Regions from separate parts of the Homo sapiens genome. Here regions 2, 3 and 4 are each linked to region 1. The links are chromatin contacts, found by Hi-C or POLR2A ChIA-PET in ENCODE. All regions are on one chromosome and are shown on one strand. The core of a region is the stretch at or near the end of the contact, and the rest is flanking DNA. Distances in the headings are between cores, read along the strand shown. Region 1 holds the start of DIDO1 (death inducer-obliterator 1). Region 2 holds the start of RGS19 (regulator of G protein signaling 19). Region 3 holds the start of PRPF6 (pre-mRNA processing factor 6). Region 4 holds the start of UCKL1 (uridine-cytidine kinase 1 like 1).

What was found. A loop is a pair of places that touch in the nucleus more often than their neighbours do. ChIA-PET counts read pairs that join two places held with the same protein, here RNA polymerase II (POLR2A). Pooled maps may share reads with other maps.
Region 2: a pooled map shows a loop between it and region 1 (5-fold over the local background). The contact joins the promoter of RGS19 here to the promoter of DIDO1 in region 1. A Hi-C loop is called at or near these places in 2 of 37 single-sample maps with no recorded cell type and 8 of 50 pooled maps.
Region 3: a pooled map shows a loop between it and region 1 (4-fold over the local background). The contact joins the promoter of PRPF6 here to the promoter of DIDO1 in region 1. A Hi-C loop is called at or near these places in 1 of 168 maps with a recorded cell type or tissue (Caco-2), 1 of 37 single-sample maps with no recorded cell type and 7 of 50 pooled maps. POLR2A ChIA-PET finds 5 or more read pairs at or near these places in 1 of 52 experiments (MCF 10A).
Region 4: a pooled map shows a loop between it and region 1 (13-fold over the local background). The contact joins the promoter of UCKL1 here to the promoter of DIDO1 in region 1. A Hi-C loop is called at or near these places in 1 of 168 maps with a recorded cell type or tissue (CD4-positive, alpha-beta T cell) and 12 of 50 pooled maps. POLR2A ChIA-PET finds 5 or more read pairs at or near these places in 1 of 52 experiments (MCF 10A).

The regions. Positions count from the first base shown.
Region 1 is chr20:62,924,841-62,928,705 of GRCh38, reverse strand. DIDO1 (death inducer-obliterator 1) reads left to right here and starts at 2,201. Exons shown (of 16, transcript NM_001193369.2): 1 at 2,201-2,267. RefSeq lists enhancers at 367-1,215, 2,098-2,711, 3,054-3,103, 2,712-3,325 and silencers at 2,014-2,453, 2,524-2,613.
Region 2 is chr20:64,077,278-64,081,142 of GRCh38, reverse strand. RGS19 (regulator of G protein signaling 19) reads left to right here and starts at 1,625. Exons shown (of 6, transcript NM_005873.3): 1 at 1,625-1,849. It overlaps OPRL1 (opioid related nociceptin receptor 1), which reads right to left and starts at 1,061. Exons shown (of 5, transcript NM_182647.4): 1 at 791-1,061. RefSeq lists silencers at 477-650, 1,044-1,723.
Region 3 is chr20:63,978,980-63,982,844 of GRCh38, reverse strand. It overlaps PRPF6 (pre-mRNA processing factor 6), which reads right to left and starts at 1,713. Exons shown (of 21, transcript NM_012469.4): 1 at 1,529-1,713. The coding sequence starts at 1,599. SAMD10 (sterile alpha motif domain containing 10) reads left to right here and starts at 3,203. Exons shown (of 5, transcript NM_080621.5): 1 at 3,203-3,468. The coding sequence starts at 3,378. RefSeq lists silencers at 1,419-1,528, 3,089-3,408 and enhancers at 2,599-2,658, 3,254-3,769, 3,755-3,865.
Region 4 is chr20:63,954,635-63,958,499 of GRCh38, reverse strand. UCKL1 (uridine-cytidine kinase 1 like 1) reads left to right here and starts at 2,084. Exons shown (of 15, transcript NM_017859.4): 1 at 2,084-2,240. The coding sequence starts at 2,128. It overlaps ZNF512B (zinc finger protein 512B), which reads left to right. Exons shown (of 17, transcript NM_020713.3): 17 at 1-1,796. UCKL1-AS1 (UCKL1 antisense RNA 1) reads right to left here. Exons shown (of 1, transcript NR_027287.2): 1 at 1,515-3,865. RefSeq lists enhancers at 125-1,010, 1,011-1,898, 1,928-1,987 and silencers at 1,318-1,527, 2,118-2,487, 2,588-2,637, 2,688-2,997.

The DNA.
Region 1 (3,865 bases), core at 952-3,451:
TAAGGAACAATTTATTGAAACAACTGAAGAGTTTGTTTCCTCCTTTGGGTTTTACTTTTAAAATAAATTCGGTTAGGAAAAAGTATTCTTTTGCTAGTGGAGTTCAAATTCAAATACCCAGACTGTAGATTCTCCAAATGCCTTTCTCACCAGGGAGGGCAGCTCCCAGGAATAGTGACGGCAGGTAAGCTGGGATAAAGCTGACTTCGTCACCTTGTAGGTGGGGAAGGCCAGAGTGGATAGTCTGGCCAGGCCTCCACAGCCGAGCCAGCTTCTGCTGGGGGGCGGGGGAGATGAGAACGAGAGGCAGGTTCCAGTATCCTCTGGACTTGCAGGAAGGAAGGCATTCTGCGTATCGCTGAGCACTGCGGTGAGCTGAGTGAGGGTTCCCTTTCCTCATGTTTTCCTGCCTTTTTCTTCCTCTTGGTTCTCTTGTCCCTGAGCCGCCTTGTCCACTCTTTCTATTCCCTTAGTGCCTTTCCATCTATCTCTCCTGAGTGCCCAGCGTGAAACTGTACCCAAGAGTTAAAATCTCTTAAAAATCTCACCGTCTTGCAGAAACAAATTGTGGCTGGTTTAAAGATCCTCAGCTAAAGAGACTGGGCTGAGGTTCCCCCATACCAGTTGGATTTAGAGAGAGCCTCTTGTAGGGAGGCCTCATGTGGTCTTCACCTGGGCCTCAGCATGTGAGCCCTCCTTTAACAGAGAGCTTGCCCAAGATCTCACTGCTTGTTAAAGGTGGTCTCAACCCCGTCTGTCTTCTAAGCTTCCCACTACCCCATGTCTGAGAGCAAAAAGCCCTCTTTGCAACCTGAGATCACACTCAAGATGGAAGACTGTCAAGCCCATCCCTGCCAGATTCTATTAATGTGGTCCTAATGGGCCACACCAGCAAAAACAAGCTGCGTTGTATTCCTTTGAAGAAAACTAAGTCTGCCTCAGAAACTAGCAGACCCTGTAATCTTCAGCGGTATTATTAAAAAGCACACCTGCCTCAAAGCCCCTGGTTCATCCATGGAAGCATCGCAGAAGCCTCTGTATTAGGGGCAGCTTTACGGCACTCTGGGCCCCTTTTACTCTTGGCCAGGGCCAACGCCAAAGGCTAGATGGTCCATGCTTCCAGGTAGCGTATCACTGTTCACAGAAGCAGAAACAAGTAATGGGGCCACCTCCACCCCCCCCAGGTCCCTGCCCTCGGAGCAAGTGGCCAGTGCCCATGGTGCCTCGAGGCAACAGCTGCCCCTCCTGCCCCCTCCCAGTCTCTTTCCTGCAGTATCTGGGGACAGACAGGTGATAGAGTGTCACTCTAGTTACTATTGAGCGAACTGAAGAAAATCCACATGGAAGGTTGACATCTACCATACCTCACTTTCCCCTCTCTTGATAGTAAGTGTCTAATCTTTCCCTCCAACCCCTGTGGGCAAACATGTCCATGCGTTCTTTGAGTTCTAGCTACTGGTCAGTAGTTCTGAGTGTAGGATTGACATGGTGGGAGGAGGCAGAGCTTTGGGACCACACCGCCAAGGTCCCTGGGGCCTAGAGGTCCAGCGTGCCCGCCTCCCTTCCTCGCTGTGCTCCTTTCTCTCCCCCCCACCCCCACGCTCCTGGTTTCTGGAGCCGAGCTTGGGGTGGGGAGGCAGCAGGTAGGGTCTTCAAGTTGGAGAGAAACCCCGCCCACACCTGGACCTCGCCCCTCGCTGCCATTCCCAGCCGAGGCCGTCAGGGGCCTGCGTTTTGAGAAACACAATCTGGAAGAGAAAACCTGGGCCTTTTCTTCTTTTATCCCCTGTCCCCGCCCCCCTACACCTCTTACAAATTTAGCCCAGGAGCTTTCTATCCCCACCGACTTGAAGGGTTTATCGGTCTTAAGAGCGAAATCCTGGCGGAGTGCAGTCCCTCGGGGCTAGCATCCACGTTCCGCCTGCGCCCTGCCCGGGCTGTTCCGAGGGATCCCCGCAAGGGCACTGCCCCAGCTTTCACTCTTGGAGTCGGGGAAATAAGGTGTCCACAAAGGATGCAAGCAAGTCATTGTCAGTGCAGACCCGAAGGGCGCGTCCGGAGTGCAGGTATGAAAGACGGGCGCATGCGCGCAGTCCGGGGCCGGGCTTCGCAGCCCGGGCTCCGCTCTAGCCCCGCAGCGTCTCGGTGGCCGGTCTCGTCCTCCGCCCGCCGCGCGGGGGCGCCGCTCTAGCCCCGCGCCATCTCGGTGGCCGTCCGCCCACTCCGCGGCGTTCGGGGAAATGGCTGCGAGACCCTAGAGGCCTGCGGCCTGCGGTAAGTGGCGTCCCGGGCGCCGGGTAGAAGAGCCGGCCGCCGCTTGGGCCGCCCTCGGGAGCGGGGCGGGGCCGGCATCGGAGCCCGGCTGGCGAGAGCCGCGGATCCCGCACAGGCCGCTCCCGCCGAGAAGATGGCGGCCGCGGAAGGGAAGGAGCGGGCGGGCGGGCGGGCGAGCGGGCGGGGCCGGTCAGAGCCGCCGCGGCCTGGGGCGCGGGCCTCAGACGCCGGCCCTGGTGGGCTGCGTGAGGTCGAGGGGACTGGCGAGCACTCGGTGGTCGCGGCTGGAACGGTTCCGAGGGTGGGAGTCGGGGCGGCCGCTCGCGGGGAAGAGCGCAGGGCTGGCCTGGGCGAGTGCGGCCCGGGGCTCGGGGGCTGCGTAGCTGGCTTGTAAGCGCAGCTGGTTTCCCTAGGCATTCTCGGGGACCTCGGCGCTTCCTCCCGGGCCTTGGGTGCGGTCGGGGTGGCCGGCTTAGCTTCTGGCGTGCCTTCGGGGGATTCCGGCACTGCAGGGGCGGCTGGCGCTGCAGGAAGCGCGAAGAGCCCGGATTCGCTTTTCTGAAGAGTGTGTCCTTACCTCCCCGCGCTGGTTTTCAGTTTTTTTGTGGAATAGTTTGTTGCGTTGGTTTGTACTGGCCGTATTTGTGACACATTTTGCCTTCCAGTGACCCCGGAAGCCGAAAGGGCCCGCTCTTGCGCTCGGCGGGAGGGGTGCTCGTGCTGCCTCCGCTGCGGCGTCCGGGGCTCCTTCTCGCGGTTCTGAGACAGTGGAGGTCAAGGCCGGCTTTTCTGCTCTAAATAAAGGACTTTAATATATAAGTTTAGAGTTTGGGCCACAGGTAGCAGTAGCTTACTGCGTTACCAGTTATTGAAAATACTCTTTAACTTGTGCCTGGGCCTTCGATATCCGTGTCATCTGTCTGCTGATGGAATGAGATTTGAGCCTAGTGTACTCAGGGACTTAGAGGAGGGAAAGGCAGATGGGAACGTCTTTTCGGTATATTCACATAACTTTGCTATATACCCCGTGTTCCATGGTTTCCGTAGGGCCACATATGACTTGGTTGAAATACAGTTCTGAGAAAGGTCCTTAGCAGTGCCTTTTAAGGAGTAAATACAGTCTTTTTTTAAATGAGCATTCATTGCTTACTGTTAGCACGAGGGATACAGCAGTGACCAAGGTGGCCCCTGTCCCAGTCCTGGAGACAAGTTCACTGGGGAACTTGAGAGATTATTCCAGCTCCTTCCTTTAAATCAGGTGTTGCCAACTCGTTTACCTGGAGCCTAGGGCTCTTTAGTGGCCCTTTGGGTTGCTGTTAGTGTATGTGTGTCTGTGACTATTTCACTATTTTAAATACGGCATAGACATCTCAGAAGTGTCACCCAGGAAGACAGACACAGCCCTGTTGTGAAACTCCCTGCTTAATGCACACTTGTTTTCCTACTTGCTGTGTACATGGGGAGGAGATGTCTGTTCTTGTAGACTTGTTTCAGCAAGTTTCATAAGATACCTCTTGTTTTGGAAAAGCGCGTATCTTGAATTTTTTCAGGCTTTCCACCAGAGGCTGTCCCTTATTAGTAGTTGATTGAA
Region 2 (3,865 bases), core at 376-2,875, 1.2 Mb before region 1:
TCGGGCCCCCGCCCCCGCTCAGCAGCGCAATACCCTCCCCTCCTCAGCCCTCCCCCCTCTCACCCAGGCCTTCCCTGCCTGCTCCCCACAACTCACTCTGCGCCCCCCAGCATAAGATCCAGGCTGATCTATGTTGCTGGCTTCTGGTCCTACTGCCTGGCCCACAGGGGCACCCAGATACTGATACTTGTCCGTTGAATGAGGAATACAAGTAGAATCTCCAGCTGCCTTTGCACCCCTCAGAGTTCTGTGAAGGTGTAAGGTGTGCACCTGACCTGTGCAACTGGAAGGCATTTTATGAACAGATCCCGACACTGGGAACTATCCGGGTGGAGTGCTTGTGCTGGGGAGGACAGGAGCTGCACACAGCCGGGCCAGGGGAGGGGCGGGGGGCACAGATGCTCTGCAGACACTTCCAGAGCAGGGTCAGGGCCACCCTGACACAGGGCCAAAGCATGCTGCGATGAGAAGCCTAACCCACGTCTGTACCGAGTCATAAAGGATGAGAAGAGTCGGCCAAAGGGACAGGGCGTTCGTGGCAAAGGGGACAGTGTGGCCTTAAGCTTTAGGACATCTTGGGACACACGGGTCAGCAGGGACTCTGCCAGGCCCCACAGGAGACATTCGGCATGACTCCGGATGCAAGAACCCGCACCCCCAGTTCTCCCCAGCCCCGCAGCACAGGAATCTCCCCCTTCCTTGGGAACCCCCCACAGCACAGACAGGCGGCTCTTAACCCAGTTTTACAGACGCGGCTCACGGAGGCGAGGGGTGGGCCGGGCTGGCGTACCCGCCGATCGGTCCTTTGCAGCAGCCTCCTCTTTCCCAAGCTGGGCAAGCAGCATATGGGGCCCAGCTCTCGTGCCTCCACTGTCGTGGAAGTCCCACACGGATGGCAAAGCAGGAACGGCCCCGCCGAGCAGAGTCGGGGGCCACGGCCACACCCCCATCTACTACCGTGCGGCTCCGTCCGCCCGGGAGCCAGGGCTCCACTATGAGCACCTCGACTCTCCGGGCCACCCCCAGGCGACTGTGGGGGCCGACGCGCGGGCGGGGCGGGTGGGGTGCGGAGCCGGCCGAGCGCGGGGCGGGGCGCGGCGGGCGGGGCGGGCCCGGCGACCGCCGGCGCGAGGAAGTCCCGGCCCCTGGCTTTGGGGAAGTGCCGCCGAGGCGCCTGCGCACTGCGCCCCCGCGCCCCCTCCCCGACTGTCGGGCCGGACCTTGGAGCGCGCGGGCCGGCGGCGGCGCGAGTGGCTCGGGAGCGCGGCTGGTGAGTGCGCGCGCGCAGCGCCGGGGACAGCGGCCCTGCCCCTCCCGGCCCGGGCCCGGGGACCGTGCTGGGCGGGAGCTTCGGGAGCCGGCGCACGGGACTCGAACCCCAAGGGCTCCCGCCGCCAGGTCCACGTGGACCCTGGGCCGCAGTGGAAGTGGAGCCCGCCCCCCGCGCGTGGGGGAGGGGGCGCCGCAGCCGGGTTCCCCTTTTTCTGGAGCTCAAAGCCTGGGGAAGTGATTGCTCAAAGGTGGGGGCCGGAAGAACCCAGGTTTCCGCGTCTCCCTCCCCCTCTCAGCCCGGTGAGGAGGGGCCGGGGCGGGACACCCTGTCCGCCCCCGCCCCCACCCCGCTGGATCTGGCAGCCACTCAGCCCTTCGAGCTGTAGGGGAGGCGCTGCGCCCCCGGCCCCAGCCGATCGGGGGCTCCTGGCGCTAGCCTCCCTCCAGAGCGCCGCAGGAGTCCCTCCTGCCGTCTGACTTGAGTCCCTGCTGCTGCAGTGCACGCCCCTTCGGCAGCCAGGGTGGGGCCCAGACCCAACCTGGCCCCTCCTGCCCCCACCCCGCCTTTGGGTCGCTGGTGAGTAGGGAGCTTTGAGGTAGGGGTGGGGGCGTCAGAGGCTGAAGAAAGAGGCACCTGGAGGAGAACACAGGCTTCTCCAGACTGGACCCTAACAGCAGAGAGAGGAGCGTGGTGGGTGGGCCACCACCACCATTTCAGAGGTGGGGAGAGCTGGCCTTCCCTGGAGGGGCCAGGCCAGGGCTCGCCCACCAGCCAGATGTGGAGGGTGGCAGATGGGAAAGGCCCTGGGTAGGAGCTAAGGACTGAGAATGGAGCCCCTCTTCAACCCCCCTCCCAAAGGTTATGACATTTTTTTCTGGGATTGTCACATTTTCTTATTCTTTTTTTGGACTGGGCAGGCTCTGGGACGTTCTTTTTCCTTCTGTGGAGCAAAGCGGCAGCCACTCCCAAGGGATCCTCTATCCCCAGAGAGCAGACGTGCCGCCTATCCAGCCTATCCCATCCCAGACTTGGGGGCCAAAGCCTGGGAGGCTGGGGAAGGGGGTCCCCAATGCCAGGTTGACAAGCAGGAGGACCCTAGTTGAGACTCTGTATCCCCCAGGAGAGACGGGGGGAGGGTAGCCTGGGGACATGGGTTGCCCCAGTTGACCTGAGAAGGGTACAGGAAGCCAGGTCCAGGGACAGGTGACCAGGTCCAGGGCCTGCAACTGGGAAAGAAGGGGCTGGCTCCCTGCTCTGCAGCAAATGCAGCCCCTAGCACCCCGGCCCTGCACCCCTAAACACGTCCCCTCCTCCAGTTCAGAGCTGGGGTGGAGATGGTAGCCCAGGGGGACAGTCTCAGGGGTGCTAGAGTGTGGGGGAGGACCCTGGGTGGGGACAGAGAGGAGGAAGAACTGCTGCCTGGGGAAGCCACAGACAGCCCCGTCTGGGTACAGCTACCAAACCTCAGGTTGCCACGCCCCTTCCTTTCCCTAGAAACTTGACCCCTGAAAGAAAGCCCAGCTGCAGGGCTACTTTCGGTCTCCTCATCTACTTGCTAGGAGCCCGTGGGACCCCCAGTCTCAGAGGAAACTGGGCCGGTGGTGAGGGGCCAAGGTCCCAGGGGATGCTGCACCTGCCCCAGACTTGGGCCAGGGCAGTGGCCTCTGCATGCCCAGGCCTCGGGGGTATTGGGGGCCCTAAGAGTGCAGAACTCCAGCACTGTCTCTTCTGAGGGCCATTCACACACCGTCCCAGGAGGCCAAGAGAAGCCAACCAGCCAGAAACAAGCATTCAAAGGCCACGAGCTAGGGGAGGCGTGGCGGGGGGATGAAGATTGAGAAAATAAAGTAGAATCAAGTTGTGAGCTTCCTGGCCAGGGAGGGTGGCGGCACATGAGGAGGGTGGCGGATGTGCACGGAGGCCCCTCCCTGCCCTGGGCAGAAGTGGGCGCAGGTGTTCACAACTGCCTCCGGGGCACTGATTGGCCCCCCTGTACCATCGCCCAAGGAGACTTGGGATTCGAAGTGGCATCTTAGGTGGCATGAGGGCCACTCACAGCTTTGGCGCTCCTGGTGCACCTCCCCTGCAGACGGTGCAACCAAATGCTGGGAGGGACATGCACCACACCACACCCCCCTCAGGGACTCCGAGGCTTCGACTGGGGAGCAGGGTGCCCCCCACCCCTGCCACCCCCACTTCCCTGGCTGGCGCACCCTGTGGTAGGGCCTTGGTTCCACAGCAGTTTCACAGCCTAGAGGCAGTGGGCAAGGAGGGAGGGAAGTCTTGGGTGGGAGGTAGCAGGACCAAAGAACCATGTTTGGGGGGCATGTCCCTCCTCACCGGGGCCCTGCCCCCCTTCCCACACCCTCAGCAAGTCCAGCCTGAGTCCCACTTAAATCCTCACTGCTGCAGGTCTAGCCTGCTGCCCCTGGCTGAGACCTCTGGGACCCACAGACAGACCTGGACTCTTGGTGGGAAGCCACTCTGCCCACTCCCCACCCCAGACACCCTAGAAGCCAGTCTGGCCACCACCCGCACGCACCAGTTGGTAGCCCCAGACTCTCGGGGCCCCTTTGGGAGGGGCTGGGAGCC
Region 3 (3,865 bases), core at 464-2,963, 1.1 Mb before region 1:
CCAAGGCAATCTCTCTCCACCCTAAGGCTTCGATCATCTCCCCCTCCACATCCAACCAGGCCCTTAAACCCAACTTGGCCCACACTGAGCTCTTCCGTGCCCACCTTACAGCTGCTCTGGGGGGTTTCAGCTGATAACAGCTGTCCCAGATGCCACGGGACCATGATGTAATTTTTGCCTCCCTCTCCCACTTTCCCCATCCTGTCTGTCCCCAAGTACTAATGAATCCACTTTCAAAATCCCTCCTTCCCAGACTATGACTCCCATCACAGCTGGAAACCAAGTTACCTCTCCCTGCCTTTAGCCTTCCTCTACTTCAACCCATGCTCTGCCAGATGATTCTTCCCAAAACACAGCTCTGAGTAAAAAATTCTGGGCCGGGCGTGGTGGCTCACGCCTGTAATCCCAGCACTTTGGGAGACGGAGGCGGGTGGATCATGAGGTCAGGAGTTCAAGACCCCCCTGGCCAACATGGTGAAACCCTGTCTCTACTAAAAATACAAAAATTAGCCGGGCGTGGTAGCGGGCACCTATAATCCCAGCTACTCAGGAGGCTGAGGCAGAGAACTGCTTGAACCCGGGGGGCAGAGATTGCAGGGAGCTGAGATCGCACCATTGCACTCCAGCTTGGGCGACAGAACAAGACTTTGTCTCAAAAAATAATAATAATAATAATAATTCTGAAGGGTCATGATCTTTCTAACGTCTCCAGGAGCTCTAGCCTGACGCTCAAGGCCCCTCCAACCTCCTGAGCTCTATTCTATTCGCTGTACATTCCACTCACACTGGACTCCCTCCTGTTCCCTGGGCTTCCTCCTTGCCTCACTTTTTTTGAACTCCCACACGCAGAATGTCAGTTTCTCTTCTATCGTCACCGTTTCTACAGCCCTAAGTCCAGCTCTCTTACTAAACTTGGCTCCAATGCTACTCTCCATTAAGCACTGGGTTCTAAATCTGGTCCTCTTTACGTACTTATTTATGGTAATAGCAAACCCTCCTTAGTGAGCTTGTGTGTGCCCCACAGATTCCAATATAATACCACCACCAAGAAAAACCCAGTAGTGTTCCTCATCAAATGAATAGCCAAATAGGATAATAACGACTGCTCACTTATCCAGCAACGCACGGTGGTCATCTGTGTTGCAGGCATAGAGGACCCAGGCACGCTTAAGGCGGGGCGGGCGGGCGGGCGGGGGGGGGGAGTGTCAGCCCGACCTGAGGAAGGTGGTCGCGTGTTTCCACTACACGTCAGATTCCTCTACTCCTCACTGCAGACCGTATACAGCATTACCCATCTTACAGACCAAAACACTGGGCTGAGAGTCAATGTGTCACATCTAGGCGGCAAGCAGGGTGCACACACAGGTATGTCCTGACCCCAAAGCCCGTTGCTTCCTGCAGGGATTAAGCCGATCCACCAAGCGTCTTTCAGACTGCGCGGCCATAGACCCCCGCCCCCAAACACGCCCCAAAGCACTGCGCTCCTGTAGCCGGGTCCCCGCCCCTCGCGCGCCGCCCCAGGCCTCACCCCCGGCCCAGCCCCGGCACGTAGCCGAGGGGCGCGGGCATCCCTAGGAACGGTTTCTTCTTCTTGTTCATGGTGGCGGCGACGACCAAGGCTAGGAAGGAAAGGAATGAGGCAGCGGAAGAGGGAAAGACGCAGAGACTCTAGGCTTCGACGTCCGATGCACTCCGTAGCAAAGTGTCGCCGTCGTCGCGTCACCCGCGCCCCGGAAGCAGAGCGCTCAGTCCGCACACGCCCCGCCCACTTTTGATTCCCTGGGCGGAAGTCCCGACGTCCTGGTTCGACGACTTCCGGCCGCGGCTAGGGGGCAGGAACGTGGTAGGCGCGTGCGCGGGAGCGCCTCCTCGTGGAGAGGCGGAAGAAGCTAGGTCGAGCTTGCACTGGGACCCTAACTGGCCCCTGGGGGCTAAAAACAGCCTGGGGCATTGCTGCTTCCCGAGTGCTCTGATGCAGTCCGGAGACCTGTCTGTGAGAGTGGGACCCATGGTCCCCTCCCTCTGAACCCATGGCCCCCTCCCTCTGAACCAGCCCAGCTGCCCGCCCTCGCCCCTGGTGCGCCCTGTCCGAGCAGAGCTGTACCCTGTCCAGTTGTGTAGAGCTTGTGTGTACTGGTTATGGGCACACCTGTCTGTGTGCGTCCTGTGCGCACACTGCTGCCCTACGCTTTTAGCACTCATATTCTTGAACCCCCATTCAGGCATCTGTCCCTCCAGTGGGACTAGAGACCCCACCCACGCCCGCCAACATGCCTTGGACATTCTGGTGAGGGCCACATCCTTAGCTCCTGGAGAGCTAATTGACGAAATAAATAACCGCAGCTGAGCTGTCGGGAACACGTCAGTACATGAACATGGCTGTCAAGCATGTGGGTGAATTCTGTGTGTGTGATTAGTGGGGTGTGTGCACAGAGGTCACGTGTGCTCGTGTTTTGGGTGCAAGTGCATGACTGTACTCTGTGCATGCATTTCTACATGTCTGTGTGCATCTCTGGTCCTCCTGCTGTAAGACATCCTCCAGAGCCCCTACATACACCCAGGGAGAGCACCCAGGCTCCTGGGCAGAGCAAGCCGAATAGCTGGTTGCAAGCCTGGCCTGCTGCTGCACCAGGCAACCACAGTTCCCTAGCCCAGCCCCATCTCAGCACTTCTCACTGGAGTCCTGGAGCAAACACACCGCTCCGGCCTGCTACAGCCTCCTTGGAGTTCCCCTCTGCCCCATCTCCAGGCAAGCCAAGCCCCTTTCAGTTACAGAGCACTGTACCGCCCCCTCTCCCCCGGGCACTGAGCCAGGTTCTGGGGCTGCAGAGGGAAGGGAGAACCACCCTGATGTTCACAGTGGGGTGGGCGGTAAGCAAGAGTCAAGCTGGTTTCTCCGGGGAAGCGGGTGCCTATTTGAAGGCGAGTAAAGACGTAGGAGACCGAGGAAAGTGTGTGGGAGGCGTTGACCTGCCCCTTGTCCTGGCCCCGGTAGGTAGAAGACCCCTGTGAGATGCCCCTCAGCCCACCCCCACGCACAGAGGGGCCCGACCTCAGAGGACGCCCGGCAGGTTCACGGGGACTCTCCTCCGCGGAGCCGTGCCCAGGGGCGCACGGACGCCCCTCGCCCTGGCGGACAGCCTTGGTGCACGCAGGCCCGCGCGCCGCCGACACACCTCGGAGCTCCCGGAGCGCGCCCGGCACACAGGGCTCGGCGGCAGGTGCCTCGTCGCGCACACTCGCGGGCCGCGGGGACCGGCTCGGGCGCGGGGCCGGCTGGGGCGGGGCGGGGCGGCGGCGCGCGTTCCCCGCCGGCCACACCGGCCGCCCTGCACTCGGCGAGGGGCGTGTGCGCGGGCCTGGCACCCGCGGGCCCCATGTTCACCGAGCTGAGGTCCAAGCTGAGCCCCCCGCGTGGCCGCGCCGGGGCCGTGCGCGCGGGCTTCGGGGAGCGCCGGGATGTGGACGGTGAGCGGGGCTGGATTGGGGAGCGGGGATTTCTCGGGCGGGGGTCTCAGGGACCCAGAGGCACGGGGGCGGGGCGGGACCCGGCGGGCTTCGAGCGGCGGTGGCTGGGGGTATTCGGCGGATGTCTCGGCTCAACGGGGTCCCGTAGCCTTTGTCCTGCTTTAGGGGGCAGCCAGCCTCAGGCCTTGGGGGTCAGCGCGCCCTTGGCTTGGGGTGAGGGGGTGTCAAGCCGGGGCGCCTGTGTCCAGGCTGGCACTACGCTCGGGTCACCTTTTCCTGCGCACGGGGAAAACCCTCCCCCGCTTTTGCAGTGGGGCCGAAAGGGGGCCGAGGTCACATCCCGCCTCGGTGCCCCCGCCCCATTTCCTTCTGGAATCCTGACGTTGGGGCGGGAGGG
Region 4 (3,865 bases), core at 835-3,334, 1.0 Mb before region 1:
TGACCCTGGACGATGAGAATTTTGATGTTTGCCCGTGTGCGTGTGTCTCCTGGGTGTAGTGGATGCCAGTCTTGTTGCTGTGACAAGTAACAACCTTTTTTTTAAATTGTTTTTTATACAAACACTCGCAATCCGACATTTGGTGCTAAGGGTTTCCTGGTGCAGACGGTGGGCCTGGGGGCTGGGCTGGACCAGGGCGTGGGTCTCTGGGGTTGGGGTCCCTTGCTGCTCAGGGAGGCAGTACTGACTGGGCACTGCCTCTGCCCCCAGCACCCACCCTCCCCCATTCCCCAGGGAGAAGGGGCCCCACTGGGCTTGGCCTGCAGTAGTAGGGAGACAAGTTCCAGGAGCACTTTGGGGACTGGGGTTGCAGAACACTTCCTGTCTCTGGCTTCATCCTTGGGCCAGAAGGCTCCAACCCTCAGCAGCCCTTGCCAGATGTGCCAGGGAGTGGGTGTGGAGACCCGGACTCCCCCCACCCACGCACACCTCGGCCTGATGAGAGGATGGAGGCTGGGGCAGAGATGGGCGTGACCCAGCGTCAGAGGGTCGGGGGAGGCATTCCTTCCTGTGTCCCAGAGCTTCACTGGTGGAGCTGGAGGAGCCGGAGGTGGAGGGTGGGGTCTGGCAGCTGCTGCTGGGGCAGCCTCATGAGGGGAGGGGAGGGGAGGGGAGGGGAGCAGGCACTGGGCGGGGGCCTAGGTGCACTTTGTCCTTGCCACCAATGGCGGGAGGAGGGTGGACCTGAACACCTGCAGGGTGTGGTGCCTGCCCCAGCCTCTCAGGTACTTGGCCCTTGGGGAGAAGAGAAGAGGGTCTGGTTTTTGCTGGGGGTGAGTTTCCGGGACACTCCCAAAGCCCACAGATAATCCCTGGTGTGGGAAGAGGAGTCCTGGATACCTTGATGTTTAGCACTTTAACCCCCTTTGTCTTTAAGGTAGGCGTGGGGGCTACTGCCAGAAGTGGCTGTTGGGTCTGACCCCCTCCTTTCTGCCCTCCCTCTGCCACATGCTGGTCCGCAGAGCCCTCCTCCCAAGGGGTGGGGCCCTGGGTGGAGCTCAGCAGGGTCTGCCCACTCCCTACGCTGGCCCACATAGGCCTCCAGGAGCCCTCAGTGAGAGGGACCAGCATAGCTGACCCCCAGAGTGTGGTGGGCGCCGGCCCTGCCCGAGGCCCAGTCGGGGCCCTTTCTGCAGATCTACCTCTGGCTCAGCGCACGCCCCCTGCCCTGAGAACAGGAAAGGGCCCGGAAGGGCTGACTCACCGGGCCGACGCTCACACGAAAATGGGATGCACTTTATTTGCTGGTGCAAAGGCAGGTGAGGGTGCCTCCTGTGTGACCGTTGGCCCTCCTGCCTGGTGGCGCTGAAGGGAAGGAGCCAGTGAGCCTGACCCCGGGAGGGGCCGTCCCCGTGTGCCGCGTTTGGCGGGGCCCCAGGCGGCTCCCCCAGGCCCGGGTCTGGGGCCCCAGGCTTTCCCCTGCCTCGCGGCCGGGCGTCCCGTGCTTTGGGTTTCTTGGTTTGGGTTTTTTAATGCCAGTTCTCAGTACATAAGTGCATTTTGAAAGAGGTTCCAGCTATCACTTGTAACCATATATATATACATATATATTCTATCTACAAAGTGTTTATTTGCGAGATGTTTCAACGGTGAGTTCGGGCCCCGCCCGCCTTGTGACCATCTGTCCCCGGTCCTCGTCCCCGCCCCGCGCCCTGGTCCCGAGTGGCGTGGGGACGGGCCATCACTGTATGTATTAAAATGACTGTATCAAATAAATGTTTATTGATTTTTTTCCAGGGTTTTTGTGCGGCTCAGTTTGTGGTGAAAAACAGGGGGCGGGGCCCTCCAGGCACGTGGCGGAGGCTGCCGAACTACGGGTCCCCCATGCCCGCCGCGCGGCCTTGTGGGGCTTGTAGTCCGCGACGCGCGGCCTTGTGGGGCTTGTAGTCCGCGACGCGCGGCCTTGTGGGGCTTGTAGTCCGCGACGCGCGGCCTTGTGGGGCTTGTAGTCCGCGACGCGCGGCCTTGTGGGGCTTGTAGTCCGCGGTGGGCAAGAGAGGGACCCGCCAGCTCCCGGCGGCCCATGCGCGCCGCCCGGCCAGGCCCGCAAAGAGGCCTCCGAGCGCCATGGCTGCGCCCCCGGCCCGCGCGGACGCTGATCCTTCGCCCACGTCGCCACCTACGGCCCGAGACACACCAGGCCGGCAGGCTGAGAAAAGCGAGACCGCGTGCGAGGACCGGTAGGCGTGGGCCTCGCCTCCACTCCACTGGCGAGCGGGAAGGGGCTGCAGATCCGGCCGAGCTGGGCGGGTGGTCCGTCCCCGCCGCGAGCCCAAGTCCCCCACTCCCGGAGGCCAGGCGGCGGCGCCCCGTTCTCCCACGTGCCGGGTGGAACCCCGCGGGCTTGAAGCGGCCGGGAGGACGGACCTGGCCCAAGCCGGCAGGCTCCTCGGGGCTCGGGGAAGGAGTCCGGGTGCGCACCCCCAGCGTTGACCTTGGTCTCTGCCCCCGGTGGGTGGGGCCCTCGGCCTCGAGCGCCCGGCGGGCTGTGTGCCTGCTCGACTGTGCGAGTTGGTCTATGTTGTCGGCTCGGGGTGTGGCCCTGCCCGACCCGCGAGGCCAGGGCTTAGGATTTGGAGGTGCTGCGGCGCACGGTGCCTTCGGATTGCCTCGCACGCGCGTGGCACCTTCGAGCCTCTGCGGGGGCTTTGCAAGAGCATGAAGTGGGGAAGTTGTGGGGGTGCAGCGGGAGGAACCCGCCCCCACCCCGGTTCGTCACCCCGAGTGGCCCCTCTGGGAGCCGGGCCCTGCGCGGCGCCTTTGGGGCCGTGGCCGTCAGGGGGCGGTGGCCACGCAGTGCCCGGGGCTGCAAGAGGGCGCTCTGGGCGCTGCCCCTCCCTTCCGGGTCTGAAGTGTCCCTTGGGGAGCCCGCGGGGTCCCCAGGAAGGGGTTGTTCCCACTCAGGCGCCTCTTGCCTGGGTTCAGGCTGTGACTCCTGTCAGAAACGCTGTGAGCCAGGACTCCCTCAGAGATGGGCTGCGCTGGATGCCGCAGGGGGAAGGGTGTCCCGGCACAGGGTCGCTCCTCTCCAGGAGCTGCTGAGCAGAAAGAGCTTTCCCCTGGCCCTGCGTCCCTTCAGGTCCACACCCTCCCAGTGGGCAGTGACTAGGAACTTTGCATGGCTGGAGTCTAATAGGGCCTGAGTCTGTTCCTCTGCTGGTTCCAAAGAGGCGTTGTTTTTTTGTTTTGAGATGGAGTCTCACTCTGTCGCCCAGGCTGGAGTGCAGTGGCTCGATCTCGGCTCACTGCAACCTCCCTTTCCCGAGCTCAGTTCAAGCAATTCTCCTGCCTCAGCCTCCCGAGTAGCTGGAATTACAGGTGTGCGCCACCACGCCCGGCTAATTTTTTTTTGTATTTTTAGTAGAGAGGTATTTTGTCAGGTTGTCCAGGCTGGTCTCCAACTCCTGACCTCAGGTGATCTGCCCGCCTCGGCCTCCGTGGGATTACAGGCGTGAGCCACCGCGCCCAGCCACCAAAGAGGTTTTGATTTAACCCGAGGTGGGGCAGGCCAACGCTAGATAAGCACTGAGAGCTCTTGAGAAAGGCACTCCTGGATGACACAGGTTGGTGGCAGCAGCCATCTGGGCCTGCCCTGTGCACAGACGGTGGGCTGGGCACGGTGGCCCTCGCTGTGTCCCACGAGGCAGAGACTGTTGTTATCTTTCTTTGGTGTGGTTACCAAGGGACAGGAGGGAAGCTCCAGGCAGTGAGGATAGATTGCAGCACCCTTCTCCAGGGGCCCCGGTCTGCCCTGGAACTGCCTCTTGTCTTAGGCACATTTCTTGCACTTTGTGTCCTGATGCTT